Regions from separate parts of the Homo sapiens genome. Here region 2 is linked to region 1. Evidence: chromatin loops called from intact Hi-C (ENCODE). Cell type or tissue: ascending aorta. All regions are shown on one strand. Each heading gives the region's core, and the rest is flanking DNA. Links, peaks and the distances in the headings are about the cores only.

Region 1 (10,090 bases), core at 2,364-6,363:
ATCTGGGGTGCACAGAGGAGCTGACAGCAGGCATAGCTATCATAGCTACTTGTGCCACCTTTGGATCTTAAGCAAGACACATGTGTAGACTGATCCTATGTTTGTTGGCACGTGAAAAAATATAAAGCAAGGGACACTTGCAATTGTCAGCGTGGTTCTAAGTGGCCACAGTATTCAGCAAGTCTTGCGGAAGGTTCAGGCTCTGGAGGCCATAGCAGAAGAGAAGACCAGAGCGGGTCCTGCCCTTGTGTCCTTTACCTCCCGCACCATCAGCACCACTCCTCTGTGCCTGGATGCCTCTTCCGTGCTTGTAAGCTTTGCGAATTCCTGCAGATGCTTAAGTGCCATCTCAAATACTCTCTACCTAGAGAGTAGTCATTCCCCCTCTTATGATCTGGAAAGACTTGTTCATACATCGATTAGGGTGTTTTCCACACTGGTCTGTAAGCCTACCCTACACATCTGCCCCACTTCCAGTCTGTGGGCATCTAACACACTGGGATTCCATGGTGCTATGCGTTCTCAGCACAGGACACATGCCTGGCACATGGTAAGAACTCAACACGAGTTTGTTGCATAAATGGCAGGCATGGTAATAAATCTGATTGCAGCCTGGGGACTGTCTCTTAACTACAGACCTCGCAAGGCTTCCTAGTGCCTCTTGGCATTGGCTACAATTGTCAGGTCAGCAGAGAAGGCTTTAGCCCTGAAGGACCATCCAGCCACAGGGGTTCAAGTGATAGAGAGGGCTACAGAGGGCACATCACTGTCCAGCATCTTCTAATGCAGTGTACCCACTCTCTACTAAAATGCAATGAGCCTCTCATAGAATGTGGCTCCATGAACAACACAGACCTCAGTCTGAGAGGCTAAGGCCTCCTTCTTCATTTCTAGGGAAGGCTGAAGAGGGAGTTCTGGACATTGGGACATAGTTCTGTCCCACCAACTATTACCACCATTTTGCAGATGGAAAAACTGAGGCTCAGGGAGGTTAAATAACTTACCCAATGTCACATATTGAGGAAATGATGGGGCTGCGGAATCAACCCTATGTCCATCTGAATCCAGACATGAACTTTCTGGGCTAAGCAGCACTGTGGGGTGCAGGAGTTGGCAGACTGTGGCTGGCACCCTGGGAGATGTGTGGCCCTGAGCAGAGCCACAGATGCAGTGGCTACACAGGGTCCTTTCAGTTACTCTCCCCACTGTAGCCTCAGAGTTCCCACAACCATGTTTGCAGAGCTGCAGGGCCTTCTGGGTACTTGCAACAGCCTAGCCTCCCAAATCTTGGACCTCCTCACCTGTAGGGACATTTGTCTCCCTATTAAATATAGAATCATATCCTTCCCCAGCCTACAAGACCCTGCAAGGCTGGCCCTGAAGCCCTCCCCAGCACCCACTCACACCACAACTCATTTTGTTTGCTGAGGACCAGTTACAGACTCTTAATAGCTCTTGGAGAAATCTATATTCCTTTCCATCGCTTGATTTTCAACCTTCATCTAAGGTTTTCCCACCACTTGGGAGGCTCTTTTCTTTCCTTTTCATCTACTTAGCTCCTATTCATCCCTCTGATCCTTCCATAAATGCCATTCCCTGATCCCACCTAAGTCAGGCCCCCTTTTCTAACCTCTCACCACCCCTCATTCTTCTTCTCCGTATCATTTGTCTCCATTTGAATTGTATGTTTATTTGTATGGTTATCTGGTGAATCTGTCTGCTCTGCTAGACTGTAAGCACCTTGAATGCGGAGACCAGGTCTGGGTTTGCCGTACAGCACAGTGTCTGGCACATAATAGGAGCTCAATAAATATTTGTTGGATGGATAGGTAAATGGAGGGATGGGTGGATTATAACATAGGTGGATGGATGGGTACATGGATGAGATATTGTAGGGTAGGTGGATAGATTGGGTGCATGAATGAATAGAGAGATGGATTTCAGGAGATGTGGATAGATGGGTGGATGTTTGGGTGGTTGGGTGGGTAGGCGGGTTGTTGGGTGGATAGATATAGAGACGAACTTTAGGAGAGGTGGATGAATGGGAGGATTAATGGATGGATGGATAAGTGGATAGATAAATGGATGTTTCATCTGGGTAGATGAATGGATGGATGGATGGATGAAAGGATAGATGGATGGATGACTGGATTAATTTTAGGAGAGATGGATGGACGGATGGATGGATGGATGGTTGGATGGATGGATGGATAAATGTAAAGATGTCTAGGTGGGTAGGTTGATGGACAGATGGATAGAGAGATGGATTTTAGGACAGGTGGATGAATAGATAAATGGATGTATGGATTTTATGGTAGGTGTATTAATGGGTTCATGCATGGATGGATAAATAAATAATACTGCTTCCCTAGACTTTCTCAAAGGAAAGTGGACATTATTCCAATATTTTATCTTCTATAAAATTATGTCAAATAGTCTTACATAAGCCATGATTGAGCCACCTAGAGCTGTTTTCAGAGAGCAGCATTCTACACATGTTTACTCAACACTCTAAGGAGATAGAGAGACTTCTGGTACAGCAGTTACGATAACAAGTTCTTCCATCAGTCTCTCTGGGTCAATTGCCTCACTCCTCTCCCCATCCCCCATCAGCTGTGGGATGTTGAATTAATGCTCTCAGTTCTTGACTTCTGTGTAGGAAGATGACATGTTCACACCTTTGCTGGGGCTTCAAGGTGTGGGGACAAATATTCCCCCAACCCTTGACTCTGGGCTTGAACATGTGGTTTCCTCTGGCCCATGGGACCTTGCCTTTTGCCATGAGTAGTTGTAGGTCCAAGGAGGATGGGAGATCAGTGGAGAAGATCTGGGGCTGAGCTCAGTCAAGACCAGTCTTGGAGACCCCCATTAACTCCTACATGCATGAGGGAGAAGTCAACACTTGTTTTCCTCCAAGATGTCTATGGTCACGTGTCATGTAACATTATTGTGGCCATACCTGACTGATACTTCAACTGTGTGACCTCTAGCAAGTTATTTAAGCTTCCTGTGCCTTAGTTTCCTCATTGGTAAAATAGAGAATAATACTATATTTTTCACCGTAATCAATCTTTCAGAGTTGTTGTGAGAATTATCTGTCATATAACACAAGTAAAGAATTGAGAACAATGCCTGGTTTATAAACGTCCAATAACTTTTGGCAAGTTAATATCATCATCCCTAAGTGACTCCATAAAAGCTGCTGATTACATTGAAGTAGCAATTTGGGGTAGACACCAATCAAGATCAAAGTCCAGCAGTAAATCAGTAGGTAGATAAATTTTCATGTTTGCAAATAATAATAGCACTTGCTGAACTCTTGTCTTATGCCCAACCCTGAGCTGAGATTACATAAGTTTTCATCTTGCTGAATTCCCAGAGCTGGGCTGTGAGGTAGACTTTACTGTTAACCTGTATTGATACATCAGGAAACTGAGAATTGGAGAGCTAGTTCACCTAGTTTGGAAGTGATGGAGCTGGGATTGAAACTGATGGAAACTCCAGGATCCATATCCATAAGCTCCATACTCCACAGCTGAGAGTTTATAGATGAGGAAACTGAGGCTCAGAGAAGGGAGATGCCTTGGCTGTGGTCACACAGCGGCTACTTGACTGAATCAGTTTCCACATGATCTTGTCAGTGCTGTAAGATGAAAGGCATCTCAGAGGGTGGCCCAGAGACAGAGAGAGGGTCTCCATTTTCCAGCTTTATTTCTGGGTGTCCAGGAATGTGTTTTGAGTTGGACTTGAAAAAGAAACTCCCTTGACATCAGAGAGGCAGTACTGGGCTGGGCCAGTGTGTGCCAAGGCTAACTGGGCATGCATTCCTGGACCAACTGCTGGAAAATGTGCAAACGTGGAAATATTTCCCCTGCTGAGTTCTGTAGTGTGCCGCTGTGGAGGCCTGCAAAGCTTGTCAGCCATGACTCACCCCTTCCACAAAGTTGGCCTGGTCATTTCGGGTGAGGACCAGGAGCACACAAGGTTGAATTGGATGTTTATGGCTCCCAAGGGACCCATCAGACGTGCTGCCTGCCTCCCATCTTCTTTCTGGCTGAGTTTTCAGAAATGTAGGTTAGGACAAAGTCCTGGAAGGAATAACAGGAGAATAAAGGGAGTGTATTGATAGAGTGCCTACTGCATACCAAGCCCTGGTTGAGCAGTTCTATATGTTATAAACTTGCTCTTTGAAGGATGATCCCAGCAGCATCAACATCCCTGCAGAGCCCGTTAGAAATGCAGGATTTCCAGCCCCATTGTAGACCTGCTGAATCAAAATCTTCGTCTTTAACCATATCCACAGGGGGTTCATCTACAAATCAGCCCTGTTAAAAATCTCATTGCATTCCCTCCAATGCAAACATGCTGACCCCCATTTTACAGAGGGAAACTGAGGCTCCGAGCAGCCAAGACTTGCAGAAGGTTCCCCCAGTGAAGGAGAGGCTGCACTGTCACCTGCAATGTGTCTATCTATCCCAGAACCCAGGATCTTTGGGGCGCATTACAAGCAAAATGGCTCAAAGCCCTGCGGTTGCAGGACCATAATAAAGAGGAGGGATGATATTGTGGAAAAAGCTTTTCAAAGTCAGCAGTTTATGTCTCAGCTCTGCCATTATCTTGCTAAGCCATCTCCCTAAGGACTCAGTTTCTTCATCCATGAAATGGGGGCAGGCATCAAACCACATGGCCTCTGCAATCATTTTTAGCTGGGAGATTTTGATTTGAGGACCCAGAGGATTGGTGGTGCTCAGGGTCTCTCCCATCTCAACATAAGGTTGAACCACACCCAACCTCCACTTTCCAAGAGCTTCCCAGGGGCCTCTCCCATTCCCCAGTCAAACAGAACTGCCCAACCGCCTCAAACGCCACACAAAATCACAGGCAACAGGGCAGAAAACCCAATTATCTCAGCTGTTACACTGCTTAATTTAATATTTCCAACGAGTTCCTTGAGTCTGCTTCTCAAGAATGAAATGCATATTTGGGCTCTGTCACAAAACATTACATTTTGTCAAGGCAATCCATTTTGCTGCGGTAATTTGTAAGTGTGCAGCGCTCTCCCTCATCACCCCACCCGCCACGTGGTCTGGAGGCTTCTATAGTGTCTTCTGGGAAGAGACAAGAAACTGGGAGTCTCTGCAATGACAGGCAGGTGGGAATGGCAGAGAAACAGGACCTGATATGCATCTGGCTTTCTGAAACTCCACAAAGAAAGAGTTTGGGGAGAACCAATCGAATCTCTTACCACTGGATTACAGAGGCAGGACCTGGATAGGTATTTAGCTGGCCCCAGATGATTGTTTAAACTTTTTAAAAAGATTACACAAATCATCATGCATAGTCATTGAAGAAAAAAATTAAAAATTTAGATAATTTTTTGAAAAAAGAAATTGCCTGCAAACTCTCACCTAGAGATGAAGGTGAGTGTTGTTAAATTATACATTTAGTTTTGACAAGTGAGTAAAAGTGATCCCCATTTTAAATATCAAAAAGTATAGAAATTAAGTTTCAAGTTAATTAATTTTTTCATTGATACATATTAGTTTTACATATTTTGGGGATACATGTGATATTTTGATACCTGTATACAATGTGTAGTGATCAAATCAAAGTAATTGGGGTAGCCATCACCTCAAAAATGTATCTTTTCTTTGTGTTGGGAGTATTACACATCTTTTCTTCCAGTTATTTTGAAATATGCAATAAATTATTGTTAACTGTAATTTTCCTACTGTACTACCTAATACTAGAACTTATTCCTTCTAACTGTATTTTTTGTACTGTTAACCAACTTGATTTATAAACACACACACACAACCAAATAGGATCTCATTCGACATGCTATTTTAAATTTTATTTTACATTGAAATAACTTCAGACTTACAAAAAGTTGTAAGAACCTTGTAGAGTTACTGTGTGTCCTTCATCCACCTTCCCCCATCTTTTATAACAATGGTTCATGATCACAACCAGGAAACTAGCATCCTGCATATGAATTTATTAGCTGACTTTTCTACTCACCACTTTCCCATTAGAGCCTAGCCCTTAGTTTCAGACTTTAGTGATTAAATCCTGGTTCTTTCTACTCAGGGGATCTTGGCCTAGAGACTTTGGTTTCCCATCTGCAAAATGGGTTGGTAAGCAAATGCTCATCTTGTATCAGGCTTGCTGTGAAAATTAAATGATATAATGCAGAATGCGGGACCCACATGAAGTACTGAGAAGATAATATCTGTCCCTGTATAGTTTTATCCTTGTATTATCACTTCAAATCCCAGAGATCTGGGGAGATGCGTAAGGAGTACTGGGTGGCTAGTGTGGAAAGGGGCTAAGAGGCAGGATCTTTGTTTCCCTACCTAACCGTAACTAAGGCAACTGTTTCATTTTTTTCTAAAAACCTACTCCATGTATTTAAATTTTATAGACAAAATCTGGTTTGAAGAAAAGAGAATTTCAGGGTTTTATAAACAGGTGAATCCCAAGATTTTTAAAAAGGTTTTTCTGATCTCAAATGGCTGCATAGAATTTCATTGCATGGAAGCCCCGTTCTTTACTTGGTCAGTTCCTTTTTGTTAGACATGTAGTTGTTTCTAATTTTTATTAATGCAAAAAACTCTAAAATGAACATAATTATGCATATATTTTTGCATACTTGTCCAAATATTCTTCAGATACATTTCTTAATTTTTATTTTTTTTAGAGAAGGGATCTCACTCTATTTGCCCAGGCTGGAGTTCCATGGCACAATCGCAGCCTACTGCAGCCTCAAATTCCCGTGCTCAAGTGATCCTCCAGCCTCAGCCACCTGAGTAGCTGTGAGTACAGACATGAGCTATCATGGTGGACTTTTTAAAGATAAATTTTTATCAATAGAATTTTAAATCAGGGAGACCTGATTAAGAAGGAAACAGGTGCTTCCCTCCCATGAGTCACAGCACTGGGGTCTCCTCTTGCAGAACCATGGAGAGGTGTCACAGAGGAAATCTATTTACAAGCTTTCCGCTTAACCAGCTGATTGTTCTGAATGCTCCCATAGTTAGGTATGACAGGAATTTTCCTTCCCATTTTTTTGACGAGAAGACTGAGTTTCCAGGAGGTTGCAGCCGTTTCTCTCGGGCCATATGGCTAATAAGGAGCTTGAGCAGGGATTCAACCTGTTTGCAACCCAAGTTCTTTCCAAGAGGTCTCAGACTACCTCCTCCATCTCCCCCTCTCCCCCACAACACACAAATACAGAGATTGAATTCAGGAGCCAGTTTCTAGGTGGGCTTTGAGCAATCATACACAGTAATCTCTTGGTGCTTTAGTTTTCTCAAATGGGAAATGGAAATGAGAGATGATATAGTCTAGGAATATTTGAATTTACATGAAATCCAAGCTTTTCTTTACTACAGGACGTCTCATAACTTTTATTATAATAACATATATTATGGATCTCTAAGAAGGGGATTTGCTGGGCTCCTAGACATTGATTACCAAGAAATCCTTTTATCAAAAGCATCTCATGGGGCTATTATTTCATAGGATTCATTTAAAGGACACTTCATCTAACCAGCTAGGTTATCTGTACCTACACTTAACTATGGCCAACATTCACTGAACTCAGTGCGTGTCAGGCATCTTGCTGAGCATGTTATAAATGTAGCGTACGGTTTAGTCCTCATGATCGTCTTTGAAAGCGTGAGTGATTGTGTGGTTGAAAAACTGTAAGAGTGAAGGAATGAGGGGTGGGTACCAATCGGGGCCCCAGCAGGGAACAGATGGCATATTCAAAGAGGCTGTGATGATAGAAAAGAACTGAAAATAACCACAGAGGACCACACATCACCCTAGGGCTTCTAGAGTAAGGACCTGTCACCATCCCTAGGCCTGAGGGGGCAAGGCCAGGGGGCTATTTCAGGGGATCAGAGATAGTAGCTATTGAAGAGGGCTGCTTGGCAATGGATGTGACCTCTGGTAGAGGGACCCAGCCAGCCTGCAGTCCAGCAGAGAGGAAGGCAGGGAATCAATACTCTGATCTCTTTTTCCCCTCCTTTCCTCCTCTTGCTTGCACCTCCCATTGGCAGGACCTACCCAGAAGCTGGAGGGCTCCAGATCCCCTTGGTGTAGCTCACCCTTCCCGGGCACAGAGCAGGGAGAAGAGGGATGGAGAGTGAGTGTGGAGGGGTAAATGGGAGACATCTCACGCTAAGGAGTGAGTGAGGGCAAGACTTGAGTGACTGAATGAGAGCATGAGGGAGTAGGGAAGGAAAGCAGCTGTCTCCCCGTGATCTGAGCCCCTCCCCAAAAGCCACCTTCCCCTCCTGCTCCAAACACCACCCAGGACCCAGACTTGGGGTCAAACCCTCCTTCGCTCCCCTCATTATCCCATCAGATTGGGGCTGTCATTAGCCCCCAGCACTGAACAAAGGGCCCTAGCCCAGGCGGCCGTATCCACGGGGCTAATTAATTGGATTAATGGTAGTGCAGCCCACACTGGGTCTGCCTCGGATAATTTCAATGAACGCTGAACACCAATCCCCAAAGTCATTGGAATATGGATGAGGCAAATTGAGTTAAAATTGAGGAGATTGCTGCATTCATTAGCCCGCCCACCCTCTGAAGTCGCTGGTTAATATGCAAACTATTAATATGCAAATCAGTGCAAATGGAAAAAAAAAAAAAGAAGTGTGAGGTTCCCCCCCAGCAACTCCTTGTTTTTTTGGAAACTCGGCTACACTTGGGCAGCTGCTTCCTGTGAAAGGGAGAGGCAAGTTTGTGTGCAGGTCTCTGAGGCAGAAGGGACTGGGAGCTTTCATGTCAGAAATTAATTAAAAGCAGCAGCAGCGACACAGCACACCTTTATCGCCCGCAAACACATGTTAGAGCGAGCAGGGCAAGGTGGGAAAACCGGATTCCAGGAGAGAAAGCTTGCTTGTTCACCTGGGAGCAGGGCCCTGGCAGCCATAGGGAGGTCTGTTTGGGCTTTGAAAAATTTTTATTTGTGTGTTTGTGATATATACACACACGTGTGTGTGTGTGTGTGTGTGTGCGTGTGTATAACTGCAGAAGTAATACATGTTCATTACAGAAAAATTAGCAAATAGGTTGAGTGGAAGCTTAGTTGTCTAGGATTAGAACCAAATCAGAAGGAAAAGTTAAGTCACTTTATCTCATAAGTCACTTTATCTCATAAGTCACTTAAAGCAAGGAATCTTTTTTAAGTGACACATTCATACGTTGAATATTTTATTCATTTAAAATTTGACTCTTTAATCAATCAGTGATACAGTCACATGGTTCAGAATTCTAAAGGGAAAAAAGCAGAAGGAAGGAAGGAAGGAAGGAAAGAAGGAAGGAAGGAAGGGAGGGAGGAAAGGAGGAAGGAAAGAAAGAGAGAAAGAAGGAAGGGAAGGAGGGAAAGTGGGAGAGGACATAGGGTGGGAAGAAGAAAGAAGAGAAGGAAATAAAGAAGGAAAAAAGAGAGAGGAACGGGAGAAGGAAAGAAGGGAGAGGGAAAGAAGGGAAGGTGGGCAGGAGGGAGGGAAACAGAGTCTCCAGTTTGTCTTCACCCCTCCTAGAGGCAACAATGCTACAGGTTTTTAAGAAGTCTTCCTGAAATATACTATGCACATACAAGCGATTTTATTTATGCATTTCTCTCTTTTGCAGAGATTACTGGGCATGCAATCATGCATCTTGCCTCATTTGCTTAACAATCCGTCTCGGGGATTATTTCCAACGTGTCCATGAAGACCGTCCTCATTCTACTTCACGCTCATGTTATGCCACACATAGAGGGGCCATTCTTTCCTTCACCAGCATATGGTTGATGGATATTTAGGTCGCTTCCTATTTATGTGGCCATTTCAGCCAATTCAGCAATAAGAACCCTTGTCCATATGATATTTTTGTTGTGTGGGAGATTGTCTGCAGGATAGATTCCTGGAGGTGGAATTGTGGGTCACATGGTAGACACATGAGAAGTTATGTTTGTTAGCTGTTGCCAATTGCAGGAAATTTTTGCCAAATTGCAGGAAAGTTGCACCAGCTCCTGCTCTCACCAAGTATCTTAAAATAAAAGTTAAAAATAAATAAATGAAATAAAATA
Region 2 (10,090 bases), core at 2,490-6,489, 140 kb before region 1:
ATATACATATATACACACGTATATATATACATATATACACACGTATATATATACATATATACACACGTATATATATACATATATACACACGTATATATATACATATATACACACGTATATATATACATATATACACACGTATATATATACATATATACACACGTATATATATACATATATACACACGTATATATATACATATATACACATGTATATATATACATATACACACACATATATATGATTATAAGCATAGGGTCTACAATATTTAAATTCTGCAATTTAATTTACATTTCAATTCTATTCATTTTGGTGTTGTAATATAGCTAGTTCTTAATAAGCCTACCAGTTACAAGTCAGCTTTCTTTTTTCTGATTATAAAAATAACACACATCTTTACTGAAAAATATGTGGACATTACAAGCACATAAAAAGAAAGGAATAAAGATTACTCATAATCTACCACCCATACTTTTTTCTACTTATACATTTAGACTCTCAAAGTACGTGGATATCACCTCCTTCCTTCCCCCAGGGGACCCCCTATTGCCCATTCATCAGCCCCCACCAAAGTTACACACACAATAATGTTGCATGCTACCCCAAATCAGCAATTCTGTCTATTTAAATACTGCTTTCTATTCAGCACCTTGAACAGTGCCTGGTGCACAGTAGATGTTCCATACCTCACAAATGCTCTCTATAACGGAAGCAATGACTGACAAGGGGGTCATAGAGAACACAAGGTTTTATAATACGCTTTTAACAGAAATACCACCATGCCACAAGTAGTTTCAATACTTGATCTTAGCCAAAAGGCTGCAAAGCAATTGTAAGTACTTTCTGGTATTGTGAAATATTCTGCTGTAATATAATGGATGCTGTCTTCCTTATATCCTGTCACATATAGACTAATCATAATTACTTTCCCAAGTCTCATCTTGTGGCCTTCGAAATGATGGGTTCAGAAAGATCCTGGTAGCTGTTCTCTGCACAATTTCATGATCATTTTCTTGGGATAAGTTTCCAGATGTGCAATTGGTGGGTCAAAAAGCAGGCACATGCAATGGAACATTACTCAGTTGTGAAAAGGGGTGAAGAACTGATGCATGTTACAACATGGATGTACCTGGAAGACACCACGCTAAGTGAAAGAAGCCAGACATAAAAGATCACATGATCCATCATTTGTATGATATATCCAGAATAGGTGAATCCACAAAGACAGAAAGTGGATTAGTGGTTGCCAGTGGCTGTGGGGAGGGGTAATGGGAGTGACTGCTTAAGGGGTATAGGATTTTCTTTTAGGGTGATGAGAATGCTTTGGAACTAGGTAGAGGTGATGGTAGTATGGTATCATAAATGTACAGAATGCTGTTGAAATTATTCACCTTAAAATGGTTAATTTTATGTTATGTGAATTTCACCTTAATTAAAAAAATAAACAGGCGTGACATCAAGGCCAACTTTCTGTTCCCATTTGTGTATCCATCATTAATGCTATTGAGTGCCTGTTTCCTCAAAAAATCAGATTCTATGAACCTGGCCAGTGTTGTAAGCAAAATATATTGATTATTAGTGATATCAGTGTACTTTTCTCATGGGCTAGTGGATATTAATATTCCACTGACATGCTCATATTTGCCAATCATACTGGAGTGCTGGTCTTACCGATTTCCAAGAATGCATTTCTCCATTGATGATAACCCTTGCCATGTACATCTCAATCTTCATCACCTATTTATTTTTGCCATCTAATTTTAACATAATCTTAACTTTTTAATTGTAACTGACCTACAACCAGTGACTACAACACCATCCTGTTGACTGCCTGCTAGACATTGAGCTCCTACACCCATTTTCCTCCTCCTCATAGAGTCCAAGTCCACCATCTGTGTCCTGGAGCCAGCCCTGCCTCCAGTCTCAGAGAGCAGGCCCTGACTGACCAATCCAATTACAGCCACTTTATTTATCTTCTCAAGATTGGTTAAGACCTGGACATATGGCACGATCACAGGCCATGAGATATAAAGAAATTTTGCTGGGTGCCCCTGGGAAACTTTGTTTGGCTTTTACAAAGAGGCATTCATGAGGCAATGTCCCCATTCTTTCTCTAAATGTGGCTGGATCTGGGTGTGATGCTGGGATCTCTGCAGCCATTTTGTGTCCATGAGGAAAGTGAGCCCAGGCAATAAAGCTAACATGTAGAAAAGGACAACTGCAGGCACCTTCTCAGTGCACTCTCACTCTGGGCTTCTCATAAGGTAAGATAGTGGATGTCCTGACCCCTTCAGGCAGCTGAGTTAAGATGCCTGTTGCTTGCAGCTGAGAATGTCCTAAACCACCAACCCCATCCAGGGCAGTTGTTTCACTTTTTTTGTTTTTTAAATTTACAAACCAACTGCTTCAATAAGCACCTTCTTAAATAAAACTTTTTCCATAGTTTGATACACATCTTCAGATTGATTCCCAGAAGTGGAATTAAAAGATGACATGATATTAATTTTTTTTTTTTTTGAGAAAGAGTCTCGCTCTGTCGCCCAGGCTGGAGTGCCGTGGCGCAATCTTGGCTCACTGCAAGCTCCACCTCCCAGGTTCACGCCATTCTCCTGCCTCAGCCTCCCGAGTAGCTGAGACTATAGGTGCCTGCCGCCACACCCGGCTATTTTTTTTGTATTTTTAGTAGAGATGGGGTTTCACTGTGTTAGCCAGGATGGTCTCGATCTCCTGACCTTGTGATCTGCCTGCCTTGGCCTCCCAAAGTGCTGGGATTACAGGCATGAGCCACCACACTTGAAGTCACTTGATTCATATTTTTATTTGCTTTCCAGTTGAAGGCTCTACAGAATTAGTCTCTAAAGCTAGAAAATAAGGGGGTTGCGGGCTAGACCCCAGGTCTTCTGATATCACATCCAAAGCTAGATATGGAAAGTGAGCTGATCTTTACTTCCTTTAAATCTGAAATCATGGGTAATGGGTTCAGTTTGCCTGAATAAAGCATCCCCTGGATAGCCAAACCATGCTGCTATATGCATTTCTGTGCTTTATACTTTATTATGCAGTGTTTCAGAATGTATCTCTAAGTGTGATTGGATCTGGGGGTGATGGTGGGGCTTCTGCAGCCATTTTGTGTCCATGAGTAGAGTCAGCCCCTGAAATAACTGTCCCTGAATAGGGTTGGTGGTTCAGGATGCTCTCAGCAGCAGGTAAAATGCACCTGAACTCAGCTGCCTGAAGGATTCAGGGCAGCTTTTTTTGTTGTCGCTGTTGTTGTTTTTTAGATGAAATCTCACTCTGTCACCCAGGCTGCAGTGCAATGACGTGATCTTGGCTCACTGCAACCTTCGCCTTCTGGGTTCAAGTGATTCTCCTGTCTCAGCCTCCCGAGTAGCTGGGATTGCAGGTGTGCACCACCACGCCTGGCTAATAGTTTGTATTTTTAGTAGAGATGGAGTTTCACCACGTCAGCCGGGCTGGTCTTGAACTCCTTACCTCAAGCGACCCACCCGCCTTGGCCTCCCAAAGTGCTGGCATTATAGGCGTGAGCCACTGCGCCCGGCCAGGACAGCTATTATGTTACCTCGTGGGAAGCCCATGTAGGATTGGGACCGACATTAATGGTTGTAATTTGAGGTGGGGTGGGTCATGAGCCCCCATGATGACCTGATGAAATGTGTGAACCATCCCCCAGAAGGTGGCATGCTCACCTGTGTTGGTCTTCTAGGGCTACCATGACAGGGTGCTGTAGACCAGGGGGCTGAGAAAAAGGGAAATTTATTTGTTTACAGGCTTGGAGGCCAGAAGTTAGAGATCAAGGTATGGGCAGGGTGGGCTCCTTCTGAAGGCTGTAAGACAGCATATGTTCCAAGCCTCTCTCTTATCTGCCTGTGGTCCCACGGGTCCTTGGCTTGTAGATGGCTGTTTTCTCCCTGTATCTTTCCATCGTCTTTGTTCTATGTATGTCTGTGTCCAAATTCCCCCTTTTGATAAGGATATACCCCATGACCTTATCTTAGTTTGTTCATTGGCAAAGATCCTATTTCCAAATAAGGTCCCATTCCCAAGTTTGGGAGGTTAGGATTTCAACATCATTTTGGGGACACAATTCAACAGATAACACCATCCAAATGCATAAGCTTGCACCTAGAATGTCAGGGGTCATGAACATATTACGGTTTATCTAGAAACCTCGAGGCAGGATTTTATTTTATTCTGAACTATTCATTAGTAATAAGAATTCATGGGTAATAAGAAAGAAGTGATAGAGAAACCAAGGCCTGAAGAGGGAAGCACATGTTCTCACAGCACCCATGAGAACATGCAAGGACTGGAACCAGGACTCCTGGGCTTTCATGGAGCATCTCATCAGGATTCCAGCCTTTGCTGAGTCCAGTTCTCCGGCACTCACAGAAGCTGAGCCTTTGAATTAGACAAGCTGAAAAAGGACTGGCGAGCCAACTTCAAGGGAGACAGAGAGAAGCTGGCAGGAGCTGTGGGTCCCTGCCGGGGGACAATCCTTCCCTGCCAGGTGAAGGAGGCTAGAGCGCTGGGAGTCAGGGGCAGGAAGGTGTCAGGTCCTGGGGAGGCCAGAGCTTGTGCAAATCAATGCAGATCCTAGGAGGCGTGGGAGAGGAAGCTCGCTCTCACAGCAAACTCCTCAGGTCACAGCGGGGTGGATTCTGGCTTCAGTTCCCATTGACCATGACCCCTGGCCATTTCAGGGAGCAGCCAGGAGGGGGCGAGGAACCCTCCTCTCTGCTGCCTGTGCCAGCTGCCCGTCTATAGGAAGCCAACATGTCAGCCCTCCTGCCCACCGACGCCAGCCCAGAGGTGCCAAGACACCAAGTGCAGCGGAGCCAGCTGGCAGCGTAACGGAGAGCCAACGGCCCGGCCGGCCGGCCCATCTGCTCCTCACTGCCAGCTGCGTGCCTGTGGGAGGCGGGCCGGCAGCCCATCCGAGTGGCCGAGGTGCCAGCCACCGGGTGCTCTGGGCCAGCTGGCAGGCTGACAGGACTGGCCAGCATACCCATCTGCCCGCCGGCGCCAGATGAACGTGCAGGGAAACTGTGCCCGGGGACCTCAGGGTGCCAGCCTGCCTCGGGTTCCAAGGCATCGGAGACCCTGGTTCTCCTCTTCCCTCTGTCTCAACCCTTGTGAGCCCTGAGATGTTACTAACAAAGACCCAAACGAAGGCATGGGGAATCACAGAGGGGGGACAGGAAGTAACCCTTCTTGCAGGACTCCAGATCGGTGAATTTACAGGCTGTCAGGAGCACAGCCCATCGGTGATTAAGAGCATGGACTCTGGGGCCAGACTGCCTGGGTCCAGATTGCAGCTCTGACACTAATTAGCTGCATGACTTAGGGCAGGACTCTTAATTGTTTGTAGCCTCAGTTTTCTCACATGTAAACTGGGAAAGTAGCATCGACTTTATTGGGCTAAATGAGGAAGAAATAGAATGTGGTAAACACCCAATACCTGATGCTTATTATTATCACTCACATTATTAGAATCAGATTCAAGGAGTGTTTTAAACTCAAGTGTGCCTCAGATATCATCTGGTCCAATTTCATCATTTTAAAGTGGAGGAATAAAGGCCCAGAGAGGAGAAGGGCCATACTCAAAGTCACAATCACGTAAGAGTCATTTGGGGTACAGAGGCTAAATTCCAGGTCTCCTGTCACTCTCCCTAGTCTGTTGCCATGAAATGCTCCCCTGAAATAGAAGAGGATGGATGGAAAAGTAGGCAGGGGCCTTCCTGTCCTGCCCAATGCACCTAAATGCCTCAGGTGCACAGCTGCCACACTCCCTGGTTAGCCCTCAGAATGCACTGCCTGATATATGAGTGTGGGTGTTTCTTTCTGAGTGTTGACATCTATACTTGTGTATCTACTGTGTGAGCATAAATGTTTGGTACTGCCAAATGGATCCAAATCTCAAGTGCCGAGACCATGTTTTATTCAGGAACATCAACCCCCACCCCCACAAAGTCACCCCTCTCGAATGCTCAGATGTCATATCCAGAAAGCCTCTGACATCCCTGAGCCCCTATGCTTAGCACAATACCTGGAATATAGACATAGCCCTGGTTCAGCTGGTGCAGCTCCTTTAATTTGATGAATCAGAACTTTTACTGTCCACCCAACAACCAATAAGAGCAAGGATCCTAATGTTTTAAATCCTTTATGCTAATCTGCAGCCCTTGGATCTCACTTAGAGCCTAGCTATTCTTGGTTTGCGCACAGTACTAACGAAGGTGGTTAGCTGACCTTCCTGTCTACAAATTGAATTCAACAAATAAAAAGGGAGAAGGAAAAGCTGCAGGTAATAAAGGCCGATAAAGGTGGCTGGTGGTGTCTTCATGGGCATCAGAAATAGGTAGGATTATTTGAAAGTAGCCTCACTAATGGCAAAAACTGAGCGGTCTAGGGCCATTTTGTGAAGGGGCAAAGGGGGAGACCACTTCTCATTGTACAGAGCCTTTCATTTCTCACTGGAAAATAAATGATGCTCATAATGATAGCTCTGAGATTTAGTTCAAGGGCCACTGCCCAAACTATCAAAGAGCATCGTGCATTTTACAGAGATTTTCATCCCAAACATAATTTTTAAGATGATAATTAGAGGCGATCTTCCATCAACCAGAAACCTTGGCTTTCTCAAATGACTAAGTCAGGGAAGGTTATATGCTACGGGATCCACTGCTCTTTGTGTGGATGGAGATGACAATTAGAGAATTTAAGGGAAGCAAAGGGAAAGTGGAAGGTGGAGAGGGGGATCAATCAGGATTGCTTTGCATCCTGGACATGAATGTCAACTCCCCTTAGCTACATATGTATAGAATGGGCAGTTTTCAAAACTATTTTGCACCCATTATTCATCATCTCATTTATTGGGATTCTTGTCGACCAAAGAGGAAACACATGCACATATGTGTATGCACACACACACACAGAGATGTGTACACATACATGAGGATACACATCCATACACACGTACATGCAGACACTGACACACAGAGTAAGTCCCATCCTAAAATACCCAAGAAGCAATCGATGAAAAAAAATCACTTTGCAGAAAAGTACATATATATGCACGATGCACACCCTCAAGCATGCATATACAAATACACACACATGCGTGCATAGAGATACACACAGGCTCACACACATCTACACACAATTACATGCAAAGATGCACACGTGCACATGTGCATGCACATAAACACACAGACATGCACACATGCTGCCATCCTTTATTATTGCCTCAGAACAGCGAGCCTGAAAGATTTTTTTCACGGTCTTGGATTGGTGAAACTCCACATAACTTTGGGATCGTGACTTTTTTTTTTTTTAACAGAGTTTCGCTCTTATTGCCCAGGCTGGAGTGCAATGGCACGATCTCAGCTCACTGCAACCTCTGCCTCCCGGGTTCAAGCAATTCTTCTGCCTCAGCCTCCTGAGTAGCTGGGATTGCAGGCGCCTGCCACCATGCCTGGCTAATTTGTTGTATTTTTAGCAGAGACGGGGTTTCACCTTGTTGGCCAGACTGGTCTCGAACTCCTGACCTCTGGTGATCCTCCCACCTTGGCCTCCCAAAGTGTTAGGATTACAGGCGTAAGCCACTGCTCCTGGCCTGGGATCATGACTGTTAGGAGGGGATGATGATATTGTAACTGCCACCATTCTGAGAGGGGGCCTCATATGTTCAAGATCTTGTGCCTGGCATTTGACACTCCATTTACCACCCTTTATATCTTTTTCTTTTCCCCCTCTTCCTTCTTTTTTTCTTTCTCTACCTTTTTCTTTTTCTCTCTTTCACGAGCAGTTCCATGAGCACTTTCTTACTGTAAAACATCAACATTATACACAAAACAAACCTTCCTCCTGTATATTTCCTGCCTTCATAACCACTCAATTTCTGAGCAATAATGGCTGTGATCAATTTCAAGTGGAACCTGCATCCCCCAATTTGACATGCAGTTCTATAGTACATACAGAAAAGCCCTGAATATCCGCAAACAGGATGAAGGTTAAGCACGCTCTGAAATACCATACAATAGCTGAAAATAACCAAAGCAAATTTTTGGAATAATATTAGTCAGCATCTACCAGCCGTAAATAGGAGTTGGCACTCTCCCTGCATTCCGTCATTTAATCCTTTCAGATACACCTGCACATGATTAATATTCCCATTTAACAGATGTGAACACCGAGGAAAGGTGGGATTAGGACGTTAGGACATTTGTCATGCTCATACACTATAATTGAAATGATATACAGATGATTAGCATGGTCCCTGTGCAAGGATGACATGCAAATTTGTGAAGCATGTTAGGACATTTGTCCAGCCAGCATGTTGCAGACCTGAGATTTAAACCACGTGATCTGTCTCTAAAGCCTGCATTCTTCTTCTTCTTCTTCTTTTTTTTTTTTTTTTTTTTTTTTGAGACGGAGTCTCGCTGTGTCATCCAGGCTGGAGTGCAGTGGCGTGATCTCAGCTCACTGCAACCTCTGCCTCCTGAGTTCAAACAATTCTCCTGCCTCAGCCTCCTGAGTAGCTGGGATTACAGGCACCCACCACCATGCCCAGCTAATTTTTGTGTTGTTAGTAGAGACAGGGTTTCACTACGTTGGCCAGGATGGTCTCGTACTCCTGACCTCTTGGTCGCCCACTTTGGCCTCCCAAAGTGCTGGGATTACAGGCATGAGCCACCGCACCTGGCCTTAAAGCGTGCATTCTTAAGACGCATACTAAGATAACCAAGAAACAATAAGTGAAAAAAAAATCCATTTGCAAAAGAGGGCGCACGATATGATCCCGTTTATATAAAAACTGAATACATATATGTGGGTGCATACATGAATGTATGGCTTTCTATAACTCTTGCAACATCCCAGTACACTTTTAACAAATGACTGGTGCAGCAGAGGTGAACGGACTTTCTGTGGCTGTGGAGCTGGGTTCAAGTTCACCTCTGTCCAACAACACAGCTTGTGCTGTATTCACAATACTTTTCTTCCTATGATAACAGAGTGAACTTTGCGTGGGGGTGGGTGAATTGGGAGAGGATTGTTTTTAAAGAGTTTGCCACCAAAAGCATCTTTTGGGGAGAACACCTGTCCCTCACTGTTTCATGCTTCTAGAAGGGAATGGGTAGCTCTATGAAGTCAGAGAAGAAAGAACTCTAGGCTGTATAAAGTATAAGCCATCACAGAGGGAGGACCCCTCCAGCACTGACGATTGAAAGACGCCTCCAATGCCTCCATTATAGGGCGACATAGTTGACTGGTCTCTTGGTTTGGCAGTGCAAAGTCTCTTAAAAAATCTTAGCAAGTTTCAAATGCACTATGGGGCTGAGAAAAGTGCTTCAGCTGGGGCGCAGGAGACCTGGGTTGCAATCCTATCTCTGCTTCTTGCTTACTGTCTGTCCTTTCCCTACTGTGTTTTCCAACTCTGCTCACTGGGGCAGGGGTTTGGACTTGGGGAGTGGACTTGGGGAGCCAGTGGAGAGAACAACAGGTTTAGCCTTCAAAACTCAGCCTCATGTCTTACAAAATTCACGATGTGAAGCAACACACTTGATATCTTGGAGCGTCACTTTCCTCATCCATGAAGTAGAAATGATTATTTGATGCATATCTGTCTCATGGGTAGTTACTATTTACGAGTTCTTGGTGGTGTTCTAGGCAGAGGCAATTGCAAGTGCAAAGGCCCTGTAGCATCATGCTTGATGCTGTATGACTGCCATCTCAGACAGGAAGGCACCAACTGTGGGCCACCTTGCATTGATCACTCCACCTCTACTCATGATGATCAAGAGGACCAGAGTGGTCAAGTAACTGGCTCAAGGTTGCAGAGCTCTCCGATGACAAAGCAAGGACTGGAACCAGACAGGACTAAAGTGAGACAATTGTTGGACACAAAACTTAAGGGGCACCAAAAAGTTCAGTAGTCAAGATAAATAACACTAATAAAACATTACTTAAAAAAGAAAGTTAATGCAAATGAATTCCTGATGAGCAGAAGATCAACATTTTAAACCATTACAGGATGAGTATTACTGATTTCTCCATTTGCTTCAGCCTC

Evidence for each region. Hi-C counts contacts between places; a loop is a spot of excess contacts. Peaks named below come from ENCODE experiments on the same cell type or tissue, not always from the same donor. Only the 100,000 strongest peaks of a DNase experiment are listed, where the experiment ranks them.
Region 2: it touches region 1 in a loop (2.4-fold over the local background); 1 of 110 quality-filtered maps calls a loop at or near these places.

Annotation. Positions count from the first base shown.
Region 1 is chr22:27,166,776-27,176,865 of GRCh38, forward strand. No RefSeq gene overlaps it. Among named protein-coding and RNA genes, the nearest start is that of LINC01638, 53 kb to the right of the region's middle. RefSeq lists an enhancer at 3,395-4,594. In ascending aorta, for the core only: no CTCF peak of the experiment used is centred there; a DNase peak (open chromatin) is centred at 3,876; H3K27ac peaks cover 332 bases.
Region 2 is chr22:27,027,648-27,037,737 of GRCh38, forward strand. It overlaps the pseudogene RNU6-1066P. Among named protein-coding and RNA genes, the nearest start is that of LINC01422, 130 kb to the left of the region's middle. RefSeq lists a silencer at 4,539-4,833. In ascending aorta, for the core only: CTCF peaks have their summits at 4,723 (motif pointing right) and 4,922; DNase peaks (open chromatin) are centred at 4,418 and 4,894; H3K4me3 peaks cover 586 bases; H3K27ac peaks cover 1,200 bases.